Linked DNA regions of Homo sapiens: region 1 is linked to region 2. Evidence: read pairs that join two places in POLR2A ChIA-PET (ENCODE). Cell type or tissue: Caco-2. All regions are shown on one strand. Links, peaks and the distances in the headings refer to the core of each region. The heading gives the core; the rest is flanking DNA. Region 1 overlaps CADM1 (cell adhesion molecule 1). Region 2 has its middle 44 kb from the start of CADM1.

Evidence for each region. ChIA-PET counts read pairs that join two places held together with the same protein. Peaks named below come from ENCODE experiments on the same cell type or tissue, not always from the same donor. Only the 100,000 strongest peaks of a DNase experiment are listed, where the experiment ranks them.
Region 1: POLR2A ChIA-PET joins it to region 2 with 8 read pairs; 3 of 35 experiments call an interaction of 5 or more read pairs at or near these places.

What each region holds. Positions count from the first base shown.
Region 1 is chr11:115,487,748-115,492,747 of GRCh38, forward strand. All of the region lies in intron 1 of CADM1 (cell adhesion molecule 1), which reads right to left. Among named protein-coding and RNA genes, the nearest start is that of CADM1, 14 kb to the right of the region's middle. In Caco-2, for the core only: no CTCF peak of the experiment used is centred there; DNase peaks (open chromatin) are centred at 1,354, 1,924 and 2,773; H3K4me3 peaks cover 209 bases.
Region 2 is chr11:115,543,352-115,554,064 of GRCh38, forward strand. No RefSeq gene overlaps it. Among named protein-coding and RNA genes, the nearest start is that of CADM1, 44 kb to the left of the region's middle. In Caco-2, for the core only: CTCF peaks have their summits at 3,850 and 5,528; a DNase peak (open chromatin) is centred at 5,700.

The sequences.
Region 1 (5,000 bases), core at 1-5,000, 59 kb before region 2:
GGCCTACATGTAATTGTTTTTAAATAGGATGCTTGAAGCATTAGCCACCTAATTCTAGAAGAAATTGATTCATCTTTTCTTCTTCTTGGATAATACCAATCATATACTATACATTAAGACACTGACAAAAATTTGTATTTCAAAGATACAATTTTTCTTGAACATTGCCATCAAATCATTATTTACTTGACAGTAGGTCATGCTGAAAAAGATATATCTGCTGAGAGTTATGATGGAAAGAAAGGTTAATGCCTCTAACTTAAAAGGTCCTTTAAAAGGCAATCCCTGGAAAAAAAAAAAATCTACCAAGAAAAAGAATATGGCACTTGGTAGAAATCAAGGAAGACATAGCATTCCTCTCAAAACTTCAACTAATTGCAATAATCCACTCACAATGCCTAAGAAATGCAAGCTGTGTAACCTAAGACAATATAGAGCTATGTAGCTACAAGGCAAGCATCAATAAAATACTAAGATTCTCCATAATTCAAAGCATTTAAAGTACCAAACACAGACTAGGCTGGATGCAAGCCTTAGGCAGGGAAAAGGGAAGTCTAAATGGATGGATGTGACTATGAAGGGAACACTTTAGAACTAAGTCATACAAAAACAAGTTATGAGAGGCCCTCCTCCCCCTCCCAATAATGTCAGGAAGTTAGAGTTATTGAGTAGGCATCACTTATGACAGTGAGAAAAAGGGCTTGCCACCCCCTCCTCTCAAAAACTCCTTCACAAGGTCACAGATACATCAGTGTTACAAACGCATTTAAAAAATATTACAGCAATAAACTCTGGTTAGAGTGGTTCCACCTCTATATTCACAGGAAAGAACAAACTCCAAACTTCTCCTAAATTAAAAGGTAATGTTAGCAAACACATACTCTCTCTGCCTACACATGAAATCTCTCCCCTCTTCTACACAAGACCAAAAGGAAACCTACTTTCTGTTTAAAGCTAGATCAGTTGTAGGCAATTAACTTTATAAGCTTAACTTTGCCAGTCCTATTTCACAGACTGTATAGTCACACAAATAGTGGAAGCATCGCCACAAAACAGACTGCCTTACCCATGTCATTTTTTTAAACACAGCAAAAAGCCATTTCTCAGGTTTGATCCGATTACTGTGATCTATTTTTTGATCCTGTAGCCACTGACTCCAGATACATCTTTATTACTGTACAAGGAAAACTGTTACCCTGAGGTTTAAATTTCCGTATGTTCACCATGCCTCTTCTAAGAATATATATATCTCAGTTTTAAGACAAGCCTCTCATGAAAGCTGAGGTGAAGAGGAACAGATGACCTCAGAGATAAGTTTCTTGGTTTGTTGCTTCAACTCTAAAGTGACGATATAGCCTCAGCAATGACTCAAAGTCTAGGTATCCCAGGACTGTGAAGTGATTAAATAAATGGAAAGAGATTCTCTTATCTGGACTGCTAGACTAAATCTCTTTAATGATTGCCCAACAACCAAGTATGAACAAACACACTAGAAGTCATTCCTTCAAGATACAAAAGTCAGGCACGTTGATAGCTCTTCATTCATTATGGGAGAACAAACAACTTCAACTAAGAATTATAGCCCTAAAAAAGCTGATAATAAGACCACCACTAAATTAAATTCATAGACACTAAGGCCTTGGCATATTCTGTATCCCAACAACCAGTATTTATAAGAAATGAAAAGGATAGGATATATACATATTAGAAATCAAATTGTGTAAAAAATGTTAAATGTCATGAAATGGTTAGAGAAGTTGTGACAGAAGTTGAAAGGAAAACATATTCAAGCTGAGAAATTATGTAAGACTTAAAAACACTGGACTTCGGTCTTTACATATACATGGGATTTAAATATGCCTACGTGGAAGGTATGAGGATAGGACATGTCTATTGGTGGAAACAAGTTGGACGAAATGTGTAGCGGGCATATAGAAGAGACTCAGGCCATTCAGAGAAGTCTGTTTGATAGGAAGGAGGAAGATAAGTTAGGAGTAGCCCTTAGGGAAGTACAGAAGAAGGGTTCAAAGAAAAGATACCTAACCAGCCTGAGTAATCATGGAAGTTTCCTTTCAGAATGCAGTGCTTGAGGTGAATCTTGAGAGAGATGTAGGAACTAGCCATATACATTAAGGTGCTTAAGGTAGAGGAGGTAGCATATAAAAAGCAGAGAGGCATGGGAGAGCATGGTGCATCCAGGACACATTTACTCTGGTAGTCCTAAAGCAAAAACAATGGTGTGGAGAGCCGGCGAGGCCAAGCATGAAGGACACTGCAGGACACACTGAAAGAGGGTAAGCCTCACCTTTAGGGTGCCAAGAAAAACATTTAAAGTTTTGAGCAAGAAAGTGACATCTAAGGTGTATTTTAGGAAGATTCCTCTAGAATCAGTGTTAAGGATGCATTACAAGGAATGAGGCTAGCAGTAAATGAAACAATTAAGGGGCTGTTATACCATTGTAAGTCTACTTTCCTCGTCTGTAAAATGAAGACAGGCAGGACCTATAGCTAATATAGGGGGAGATGATAACAAAGGAGGGAATTCTCTATGAGGACTCCCAGGTTTATTTAACTCATTGGATGGATGGTGGTACCCTTCATCAGAATAGGAAACATGGAATAGAGGGAGATGTGGGAAGAACAGATTTTTTTTTTTTTTTTTTTTTTTTGAGACAGAGTCTTGCTCTGTCGCCCAGGCTGGAATGCAGGGGTGCGATCTCAGCTCACTGCAAGCTCCGCCTCCCAAGTTCAAGCAATTCGCCTGCCTCAGCCACCCGAGTAGCTGGGACTACAGGCGCCTACCACCACGCCCGGCTAATTTTTGTATTTTTCAGTAGAGACAGGGTTTCACCATATTGGCCAGGCCGATCTCGAACTCCTGACCTTGTGATCCGCCCACCTGGGCCTCCCAAAGTGCTGGGATTACAGGCGAGAGCCACCATGCCCGGCCAGAACAGATGTGAAGTTCAGTTTTAGACGTCTTGAATTTTAGGAAAATGCAGTTAAGTGTTTAAAACTGTGGGTTTTGAACATAGATATAGTTCAGATCCTGGTTCTGATACTTACCATTTGTGTTTCTTGGACAAGGGACCTATTACTGTCCTCTCCTCTTCCTCTTCTGTAAAATGGGGCAACAGTGGTAACTATAGGGTGACAGTGAGGATTAAATGAGATCATGAATACAGACACTAAATATAACTGCTGTTTTGTCATTCATATTATTTGAGATAACTGGAACATCCGGACTGAGATGTCCAAGAGGCACTTTTAGAACATAGTCTGAGGTTTAAATGCAAAAGACATCTTGGTTGTGCACTTAAAAGTAAATTATACTGCAATTAAAAAAAAAAGTTGGAAGAATTGGGGTTTGAGGCATTTATTTGCCAACTTATTGGATAAGGAGAAGGGTTAAAAAAAGACAGCCGATCAGAAGCAAGGTAAGGCATGGTTATTAAATATCAGAGACACGTTATATTGTATGAAAAGGGCAATCCTTATTTTCTTGCAAGTAACTTGATGAATTAAAAGAAAAAAAAGGCCGGGCGCAGTGGCTCATGCCTGTAATCCCAGCACTTTGAGAGGCCGAGGTGGGCAGATCATCAGGTCAGGAGATCGAGACCATCCTGGCTAACACGGTGAAACCCCATCTCTACTAAAAATACAAAAAATTAGCCTGGCAAGGTGGTGGGTGCCTGCAGTCCCACCTACTCGGGAGGCTGAGGCAGGAGAATGGCATGAACCTGGCGGCGGGGAGCCTGCAGTGAGCCAAGATTGCACCACTGTACTCCAGCCTGGGCAACAGAGCAAGACTCCATCTCAAAAAAAAAAGAAAATAAAAAATGAATTCCTTCCACTATCCAAGTAAAACTATGAACTTGGAAGGAAGAAATGGGAGAAAAGTGAAAATAGTAACTTGGAACCAACCCAAACTTGGAATAAAACTTGGAACCAACCCAAATGTCTATCAATGGTAGACTGGATTAAGAAAATGTGGCACATATATACCATGCGATACCATGCATCCATAAAAAAGGATGAGATCATGTCCTTTGCAGGGACATGGATGAAGCTGGAAACCATCATTTGGAGCAACCTATCACAAAGACAGAAAACCAAACACTGCATGTTCTCACTCATAGGTGGGAATTGAACAATGAGAACACTTGGACACAGGGCAGGGAACATCATACACCTGTAATGGGGTGAGGGGCAGGGGGAGGGATAGCATTAGGAGAAATACCTAATGTAAATGACGAGTTAATGGATGCAGCAAACCAATATGGCACATGTATACCTATGTAACAAACCTGCACGTTGTGCACATGTACCCTAGAACTTAAAGTAAAATAAAAATAAATAATTAAATAAATAAAAACAAAAGGCTTCTAAAGTAAAATACAGCCAAATGAGGAGGAAGGTCATCATAACAAATACGAGAACCTAGGATTTGTCAAATAATACATATTATAGGCAGATATTAACAAAGGCTGTGTGAAAGTTTAAGAGAATAGAACACTACTCATTATATTTTCAAAAGGAAAAATTGAAAGGATATACAAGAAATGTATGAAATTGGCAACTATAGGAAGTTGGGTGGGAATGGTACAAAAAACATAGGGAACGAAATGAGAATGGACAGTTTTGATTTTGAGCCACGTTAATGAGTTATATGTTCAAATTATAAATCAACAATGATAGGAAAGAAATTAAAACAAAATATAAACAGAAATAAATGATCCTAACTGTATACCTATTGATACATAACACACACACAAAAAAACTAATCTGTAAATTTGTGAACATGATACTCATCTACCCTCAGTGGGATCTATTTTAAAGACAAAAAGAGTGGCAAAAAATCCTGCGCTCTACTTGGTAGATTTGTTGTCTACAATGGTCTTGGTGGAGTAATTCCAAAACTATTTTGTACTAAAAAGACGTTGCTATCACTGGGAAACAGAGTTTTCACCATGGGAGAAAGAAAACACAAATAAGGAATG
Region 2 (10,713 bases), core at 3,052-8,051:
GCAATCTAGAATTTTGCGGAGGGTTGATATGACACTTACCAAGTTACAGTCTCCAGAATGCAGCTTTTACCTCTCTTCAAAAATGGGGACAAATGTGCATATCTCCAGTTACTGGATACCTTGTCTTTTTCACTATTTCTCCAAGATTACAGATTATAGTTCCCCAGTTTTACCTTTCTGGGATGCAATTTGTCTAGGCTTTAAGACATGAACTCATTTACAGATATTCTTTGATTATCTCTCCACCCATCATGAGCTTCAGTCTATTCCTGAGTTTGTTCTACTCTTCCAAGATTGAAGATTAGTCTTCTTGGTAGACAAGGTAGAAGTAAAAGGAGTTGCAAAGTTCTGTTCTCTCTCTGCTGTTTATTAGCATTATGTCACCTGCCGCAGGTAGTGATCTCTTCTCTTCTTCTTGCACTCATCTTGAAGGGGGAAAGGCTGTGGGAGAATCTGGAGTAAAACCCTTTTATTTTTCATTAGTCTGTTAACTCTCATAAAAAAAAAAATCCTGACAGTATTCTTGTAGGACTGAGTTAATGTGCTGCCCTTTTGTATTTGCCTACTCCCTCATTTTACAAATAAGAAAACTGAGTATTATGTTCAGTAAAGGGCATTGCATAAATCGGAACCTAAACTAGAATTACAGTATTTATTTGATTCAACCTTGCAGTATCCGAGAGATTAAAAAAACCTTGCAAGAAATGGATCACTAGGGGAGAAAAAGGACCTCAGGAGAAATTTAATTGAGAACCCCTCTCATGGGAGAGGACAATGGATTTCACTGAATGAGCCTCAGATTGTAGCAAGTTTTCCCTGGTTGCAGACACCTCACAGGGACCATTCTGGTCTGTTCTGCTTGGGGGAATGGCAACAGCCCACTCCCTTTGCCTTCAGCATAGGGCTCCAACACAGGAAGCCAAACAGCTGGTTCTTCATAGGAAGCCACCCCAGCCCCATCTCTTCATTAACTGAAACCCTTCCTCGGGGGAGCAGTGACAGCTCCCTGTGAATTGGCTATTGGCAGTCATGCTGAGGCTTCTAAGCAGCTCCTTGTTAACCTTGAAAGATGACTATTTTAGTTTTCTGGAGTCTCTGTCACCACCTGCAGACAGAAGCAGATGATTTAAGAGGTGAGCAGGTAAGAATTTTGTGACCTTCAAACAGAGATGTCCCCAGAATCAGTGGACAGAGTCGAATCACTACATGACTGTCTGTCTTTGTGTCCTGGCTTTGTCCCCAGTCCATTGTGTTAGATAAGAGGTTTTGTGTTACCCTCTGAAGGGCTGGGTTTACTAGGCAAGCTCAGAAGGCATCTACAACACTATTTCTCTGTAAACAGCCTTTGCAAATGCTATGTTAGTAACAGACCTGGGTGGATGCCATTTTGGCATTGAAAGTGCCATCTCTTAGGGCAAAGGCAGTGTGGGTAGGCACATAAAACATAAAATCCGGTTAATTTAGTCTATTTAAATGTATAAATAAATAAAGCTATTCCACTAGGGCATTTTCTAAACCCAAACCAGGAAACATAAAATTCTTTGTAATAAACAATAAAATACAAACTTTGTTTCATTTTATAGCCAGAAGAGTCAGAAGAAGGCCAAGGAAAAGGAGAAAATTGAAGAAAAAAAGAAAAGAAAAGAAAGGAGGTTAGAGATGAGAGCAGGAGAGGAAGAGAAGGAAAGGGACAGGCCAGTTAGGCACCGTGTCTAAGGGTGCTGCCTCCTTGATCTTCTGTCTCTGAGATCATACCCATCTGCTTGTTAATACTTGAGTGGATTCTTGACTCTAAACTCTACAGGGACAGCAACAAGGTGGATTACTTCAAGACTTACCTGACTTCCTGGAATGAACAATATGGTTTATTTATAGTTAACTGCTGCATCTAGGAGACCCGCAGAACTCTGGTTGGGTCCTGTCCCCCTAGCCAGTTTGGTCTGATATGCTCTGAACCCTCTTCTTGTCCTGCTGCATCAGCACTGACAACAAGTCTTCTTCTGCAGCTCCTGCCACTGTTAATTTGGACCCGTCACTTCCTTGCAGTAGAGCTGATAGGCCAACTGCAGAACCGTAGTCTGCCTCCAACTGTTCACTCTAGAGTATACAGATGTCTCCCTGTGTTTCTTCTACTTTAGATATTTCGGCCATTTGCTATCACACATATTCATGCGAATGCAGGAATTTCACGAGGTACAATTCTCTTCCAATGTAAACCTGTTCTGTGAATGCCTTCTGCAATAAAATCCCTCTACAAAATGTCTGTGGATGTCTGTGAATGTCTTTCCCAGCTGTTGTAGAAGGGGTTTTATCATCTTCCATGGGTTTAAACAGGAAAAGAGTAACTTTTGGGTGAAGAGCTGCCTGGAAGACTTCCCCCTTCCATTAGTAGCTCTTTCCTGTATGGTTGCATCCTGAGTCCAACCAGCAAATGGCCCTCAGCCACAGCAGCTGTGGCTAAAGCTAGTTTTATTCTAATTAACTATTTCCTTCTTACTTACACGGAGCCCATGCTTTTCCACTTTCCCTTGATTCCTGACCTTGTTTGCCACCATCCATCATTGGTCCTACTCAGCCTGTTATGCCTTCCATCCAAACAGCATCCATTCTCAATGCCAGCCCAAGCCTCAAGATCTTGGCTTCCTTTGTACTTAGTGCACTGGCCAAGTTTCTATCACCTCTAATTTTCATCTAGGTCTCATTCGTACTCTGAGGCCTAGATCATCCCAGTAGTTCCAGATTCTAGGATTTTAACCAACACCCACTTGGACCATGTTAATCAGATCAGTTTGTTCCAACAATTTCTTTTTTCACTCCCTTCCTTGTGCCTATGACTAACTTGTAGCAGGCCCAGTGTCCTCATCAACCAACCATAAATGCTTGGGGTTGGGTTAACACCACAGATGAAACCATCCTCTTTCTTTCTCTCCCACTTCCCACCAAAATCAACTGCTGAACATTTACCAACATCATTAATAGCTGTGTCTCCTTTGAGCTGTTCAGGATAAAGCCTTTTCTACACAGTAAAGAATGCATGCATGCAATCATATTTATTGATTTTAATCTCCATGGGGTGCAGGTGAGGGGAGAGGTATATTTCCAAAAATTTAGAGGTGTTCCAGAGGAAATAAAATCATTAGGATTCTATGAAGTTTGGCTAAATAATATGATCCCATTGCCCATTATAAAAACTGTCTTGGACCAATAGTTCTCAAACTTTAATGTGAAGAAAAATTATCTGGAGATCTCATTAACATGCAGTTTCTGATTCAGTAGGCCTATGGGAGAACCTCAGAGCAAGCTTCCACGTACTGCCAATACCACTGGTCCCACCAGTCTGTAGACCAGCCTTGAGTAGTAAGGAGCTAGTGCTCCTCCCACACTGGGCTCTAGACTTGTTTGCATCCCAGGTTCCTCTCACCTACCTGAGATTTACCATTTGTGACATGAGAATATTGAACTGCCTGATCTCTTATCCCCTCACAATGCTAAAATGCAAGGTTCTGTATACACCCTTCTCATCTCACATGTCAACTCTTCTCTAAAGTCTTCCCCAGTTCTCCAATGGAAATTCCCATCCTGAGTTCCATACTTCAATTCAATTCCATTTAGGACAGTTCAACTCAATTCAGAAGCCTTCACTGAACATTTTTTATGTACTAGGTGTTTTCTTTCTTTGAGACTGAGTTGATGAGGATGCTATTAACCAAAGTGGAAAGTTGAGTTATATAGATGGAAGAGGAGACTGGAGGAGAATGTGTAAGCAAGTTCGTATTTGCCAAAATAGGTTTCATATTCCTGTAATTTGTAGAAATGGAGAGGTAGTGTGGCATGGTAGCCTCTAGAGGCAGACCACGCATGTTTGGAACTCACCCCTGCTGTTCATAAGCTGTGTGATCTTATGTTAGGTAATCCCTCTATGCCCCCATTTCCTGATTTTAAGATGAGGATAATAATGGCACCCACCTCATGGAGTTGTTATGTTGTTACGAGTAAATGAGGGCTGGACGCGGTGGCTCACGCTTGTAATCCCAGCACTTTGGGAAGCTGTGGAGGGTAGATCACAAGGTCAGGAGATCGAGACCACCCTGGCTAACACGGTGAAACCCCGCCTCTACTAAAAATACAAAATATTAGCCAGATGTGGTGGCAGGCGCCTGTAGTCCCAGCTACTTGGGAGACTGAGGCAGGAAAATGGTGAGAACCCAGGAGGTGGAGCTTGCAGTGAGCAGAAATTGCGCCACTGTACTCCAGCCTGGGTGACAGAGCAAGACTCCACCTCAAAAAAAAAAAGAAAAAAAGAAAAAAAAAGAGTAAATTAGGGTCAATACTTATAAAGCACATAGACTGTTATTGGTACATGGTATACCAAAGAAATGTTTTTCCAACAAATATATGTTCTGGAGATGTCATTCAGAAAAAGTCCAGGTAGGAGATATGGATTTGGGAGCCGTCTGTATTTAGGAGCAAAAGATATTTTGCAGAGAGAATGTAGGCTGCAAATTGAGTGGCAAAGAAGGAAGAAATGGATTCTTTAGGGGATACCAATATTTAAGGGGCAAGCAGAGAAGGAGATGCAATGAAGGAGACTGAGGAGTGGTCTCAGAAGTAAAGATGACCCAAGAGAAAGTGAAACCAGAAGCTCAATAACTAGAGAATTTCAAGAAAGAGGTAGTGGTCAACAATGGCCAACACAAGTAAGATGAGGAATAAAACAAAGCTGTTTGTTCAGATGGCTAAGAAAGCAAGTGTCAGACCACATATAATTTTTATTTGTGTCTGTCTTCACCCCTAAGCCATGAGTCCTCAATGTAAGGGGTCAAGTTTGTTATTCAGCCTTGTATATCCAGAGGCTAACACATGCCTACAGCATAGCAGGATGTTCTCAGTGTGGTCAAAATATTATTTTTGTTATGAGACTCTCTAATGACTCCTGTTCCTTCGAGGTCCACTTCACCCTGCTTGTCTATTAATAATGAGACAGTAAACAAAATTGAGAGAATCTCATTTCCTGTCCTGTCCTTTTTTCTTGGGGGGCCCCCAAGGAGAAGATGAGGCCAGTATTTCTTGGTACTGGACATCTTTTAAACATGAGACTGGATGATTGCAGAAGTTGAGATGAGGTTATATGAGGGCTGGGATGGGGGGCAGCTGTCTGGTAAAAATCTCAAGGGAGATAATCTTCTTGGGGTTCACAGCATCTTTCTTTCAGCCTAATATGCACTAGCAGGGTCCCACAGCTTGTGCGCTGGGCTGGGCCCCCAGGTGGGTCTGTTTCCAAGGCTCTATGGTAATAACCATCTTCACTCCGAGGAGACCAAATGCCCATATGTTGTGGGAGAAATTCCTCTGTTGGGTAGTAGTTGGGCTAGCCCCTTCCCCAGATTCTAGGAGCCTGGGTGACCACTTAAGGCAATGGTGATGGCCCAAGATTCTCGTGGTGGGGTTCAGGTGAGGGCAGAGTGGAAAGTCCTGGGCACACAGTTCTATGCTTGTTTAGGCATCTGCAGGCTTGTGGGATAAATTGAGAATGGCAGGAAGAGGAGATGGTGAGCCAGAGGAAGGAGGGGGAGTGTGTGGGTTACAGGACTGCAGAGCCCCCTGCTGAGAAATTGTAATTCTGGCCCTGTGGACCAGGTAAGAGGGAGGAAGTAAGAGGGGGTGGTGGGCTGGGAAGGTGGAGCCGGGGGAGCTCTGATTCATTCTAGTGTTGACAAATAGGCTGGATTCCTTTCACTCGGCTGGACTTTGCCCTTTCAGGATATACAGCCAGCGTCAGCACACTGCTAATGGGGCTTTGAGAGTCTCCTTTTGATGAGCACGTCCCAGAAAGCAGGTATTAGCCATTTCTGCTGGGGAGGCAATGAAGGCATTTGCAGCTGAAATCGGCTTTCCTGGCTGCCCTAATAAAGCAGAGACTTTCAAAGCCCCATTAGCAGTGTGCTGACTGCAGCTTTACATCTGGACTAGCCCAGTTTAGGAGGGGAGCGCTGGGCACTCATATCCTGGACCCCAAGGAACAAACTGCCTCTGACCAAAGCTAGCTTCTTTTTCATCGACACACTGTGGACGCCATAGGAGAGGAACCCTGTCTCCCTATCCTTGGGATGTAGCTTGGTGCCTGGCACAAAATAGACTCCCAATAAACGTTGATGGAATTGATAAACGAGTTTGGAGGGGGGTCAGCTACTAAAAGGACCTGGAGCACCACATTATGGACAGCTCCAGGCCCTTGGTGAGTGCTTAATATACATTTATGAGATGGATGACCGACAGGTAGGACAAACAGCGGGTTGGGAAATGAAAGGAAAGGCTGATGTGAGAGAAAAGGAAAAGTAGCTCCTCCCTCTGTCCCCCACCTGCTGAATTTTCTACAAGTAGGAGACTTCAGAGCCTTCCATGTCTCCCCAGAGAGAAGCCAGAGGAACTTTTTCTTGTTAGGCCCCAAAGGTGAGGAATGGCACGGGGGAAGGAGGACCCCTGGTTGCCAGGCTCTTTTGCAAGTTCTATATGCGGAGAAATCTACGTAGATGGGAAGGATTTTCACTTTCTAGGTGATGTAATGGCGTCTCTCATAAGTATGTGCCTTTTGCAGGTCCACAAACATATGAATGATAGAGCCAGAGTTCCAGTTCAAGTCAGTCTGCCTTCCAGGCTCGCAGTCTTTCTTCCCAGCCACCTCCAGTTTTCCCTCTGACCACAAAGCCCATGAGGAGTGTCATTCTGAATATTCACTGACTCTAGACAGATGGCCTTTTCTACCTGTTCTACAGGCGTGCACATGCCCTTCGTCAGAAAGCAGTCTAGAAGTCGTTCATCTCCACTTTCCATCATCTTCTTCCTCTTCCATGACCCTAAGCACACTTCTGGAGGATGGGTGGATGGACCAGCACGACAGCTAGCTGTTAGTTGCCAATTTCCGTCAGAACAGATAATGTTTCTCCAGGTGGATGGGGCTTCCCCACCTATCCTCCTATTTTTCTGAATACTTTCTGGTCTGGTTTCAGACCAGATCTTACAAGAAGCTCTGTAAAGGAAAATACACAACAAATAATAAGTGGAATGAAATGGATAAATGCATAAAGACCTAGCTGGCCAGAGCGGCCTGCCCTCGTGGGTTTATCTCACATACCTGTCTTACTCATACACTGCCTGGTCTCACGGAGGCCCTCTAAGTCACTGGTGTGTGACTGGGGCTCTTTGCCCGGCCGTTCTGCCACTTGAAAATTTCCAGTCAAGATTTAGTCACTGCACATTTTTGAGAGTCCTCTAATCAGAGAAATTAACTCTCATCAGACACAGGAATTAATCTTTGTTAGTGTTGTTGTCAGTCTAACTTTGCCTTCCTCAGTGCGAGACGTAGAGAGAGGGACGCCCTCGCAGGGAGCTGCTGCCACCATTGGCAGAGGACGCAGGCAGGCCTTCACTGAAAGAATGGGGGGTGACCCCTGCTTCTCCCTGAGTTGAAGGGTGTGTGGGATCCCCGAGGAATTCTCTGGCGTTCAGCCCTGGGCTGTGCTGTATTCAGGGCTCTAAAAACGCTGGCCGACTTGAATGTGTGAATACAGTTATGGCAGGGAGGGAGGGGAGGTGCTTTGGGAAGGATACCACAGCATAATGGGAACAAGCTAAGAATCAGATGACAGCACACGATGAGGGGCGGTGGGGACAGGGTTCTTTACTGGTTCACCAGTTTGTTAAAAATACGGACCTGTTTTATTTATTATTTATTTATTTTTTGACAGGTCTTGCTTTGTTGCCAAGGCTGGGGTACAGTGGCACGATTTCAGCTCACGGCAACCTCTGCCTCCTGGGCTCAAGTGATCCTCCAGGTAAGGAGGCTACCTTAGCTCCTGGCTAATTCTTGTATTTTTTGTAGAGACGAAGTTTTCCCATATTCCCCAGGCTGGTATCAAACTCCTAGGCTCAAGCGATCTGCACGCCTCAGCCTCCCAAAGTGCTGAGGTTACAGGTGTGAGCCACCACACCTGGCCCAGACCTCTCTTTTGAAGTCATCTTTCAATGGGTGTGGGTGTGGAGTGTGTGGCAGTGAGGGCGGGGACAGACCCTTAGCTGCATTTGTGGAAGTTTGGGACCAACTTCAAGATTCAGAGAATCATAGCCATTTTGGTTGTAGAGAAACTATAATGCTCAGAGAATCAGATTGCTGCAAAGTAAATAAATGTGATGTTAACACCATCATCCATAATATATATTTCATATCCTCTCATTTGCTCATGAAAAATATATTATGTAGACTTGTCTATTATCATCGTATTCATTCACTCATAGCACTTGATTTTGTTAGTGTCAAGCTATCTCTATATTCAAGTCAGTAGTCATCAGCTATTGTCATTAGCATTCTAGAACATCTTTTCACTTTAAGTTACATTTTCTTATATACGTGTTTCTTTGGCAGGATTAGAAAATTTGGGGGCCTTTGTTTCTGAGTGAGGAGTAGTAAGGAAAGCACTGGGAACCAGGAGAGATGACTTCCATCTTGTCTTCTCATGGCGTGCTCTGTGACCTTGGAAAATTCACATCCTCTTGCTGGTCAGTTTCTCCATCTGTAAAATGTTGGTATCAGACAAGATAATCTCTAGGGTCTCTTCTAATCTTTACTTTGTCTGTGAGTTGTTACTGAGAAAGTAGAGCAGGAAAATGGACTTAGATATCTATGGCCCAGAAGGAGATCAGAGTTTCTGGATAATTTGGGACACAGTGGCCAGCATATAAGTTGCTCCGTGGCCACATTTCAGAGCCACAGGAGGATCCCACCTGGATAGGGCTGTTTCATACTCTCCGTTTCTTGGATGATCACTTTCTCTGCTACTGGGATTAAAAAAAAAAAAAGAAAAAAACCTCCAAGACAAGTCACTTTCTCATTGGCCTGTGACATGCTACATGAACCATCTATATTATGGATGCAACCATGGATGCTGCCAACGTTGATTCATACCTTGGCGACCTCATGGATCACTGACAGCCATGCCACCTGGCAAGCTGCCTGGAATTCACCAGGGCCTGTCAGAAGCCCCAGCTGCACCTCCATTTTGCAGGCAACCACAGGCCTGGCTTTCTACCCTTGGGTTTTAAGCCTACTATTATCAGTCTAACGAACAATCACATCCTCAAATCAAAAGTCAGGAGTTCTAAGAGGAGCAATGCTGCTCATGGAACTGAGTGGTGACTTGCAGAAGTACAATGAGATAACAAAGTGTCTTTCAGACATCTTTTCATAATCCAAAGCCCTAGGTAGCCGATAAACAATGCACCGCCAGCCAGGCTGAGTTCGTGCTATCTTGTTGACTGAAGCATTCATTGTGAGGCTTCCTGGGCATCCTATTATGGGGGAAAGGAGGACTCTGACCATTTCTGCATAGTGTACATTAATCTGAGGGCTGCATGACACCTTTACTTCATGGTCTTTGTCTCATCGGGTGTCGCGAGGGAGGGCGAGTTGCTCTCTCTGGTTTTGGACACTTGCTTTTTGATCTTTTTTGCTGCCTTTGATTTTTTCCTTTTGGCTTGAGGAAAGGTGGGTTGTCCTGGATAGAGCCTTGTGCCTGGCTTAGCATGCCATGCGCTGGAGGAGCATAACCCTGAACATTCACCAGTGGGTCCAGGGCCAAGGTTAACAGATCTCCTTTCCTGACCTTTACGCTCAAATGATCTCATCAGACCGAACTAGGCGCACAGCTACAAAATACGCCCCCCCCAAACACAACCACCTCCACCACCACCGCGGTTCTAAAACTCCTCCCACGAATCGAGTTGCAAGAGATTGAGGAAGGATTAAAGGGAGAAGTGACTGAGTAATAAAGGTCAATGTCATTTTCTGAGAACACTAGCACGTAGAGAATATTTGGCACCTGACAAAGTGGCCATTTCCCAGACTTGCAAGTTGATCCCTATGTAGGGCTTGAGTCTTAAAAGAGATAATACCACATGCTTCAAATATAATAGACAATGGGACTAAAATAAATTTAAATAAGCTTTCCCTTTTCGTATTTTTTCTATGGTTTTATGAAAGTCAGCAAGCAAGGCTACAGAGGAAAAAGCAGTAGTTTTGAAATCAGACTGGAATTTGAGTTCCCATCATTTCTATGTTCCTGTTTACAAATCTCTAGAGTGGGGCTGAGTCAGGTGGCTCATGCCTGTAGTCTCAGCTACTTGGGAAACTGAGGAGGGAGGATCACTTGAGTCCAGGAGTTCCAGTCCAGCCTCAGCAACATAGCGAAACTTTTTCTTCCCAACCACCCCCACCTCTGAAAAAAAAAAAAACTATAAAGTGGGGAATAATAGTACTTTCTTCATTATTGTTGTGAGGTTCAGGGTGTATGTAAAGGGCATGGCACATAATAGGTGCTCAGCAAATAAAAGTGTTACTTATTCAGGAGCAATATATACATATATGTGTGTATATATGTTTGATATATATCAAATATATATATCATTTTATATATAATCAAATATATATATCATTTTATATATACATCTCAAATATATATATCATTTTATATATACATCTCAAATATATATATCATTTTATATATACATCTCAAATATATATATCATTTTATATATATATCTCAAATATATATATTTGAGATGGAGTCTTGCTCTGTTGCCTAGGCTGGAGTGCAGTGGTACGATCTTGGCTCACCACAACCTCTGCCTGCCGGGTTCAAGCAATTCTCCTGCCTCAGCCTC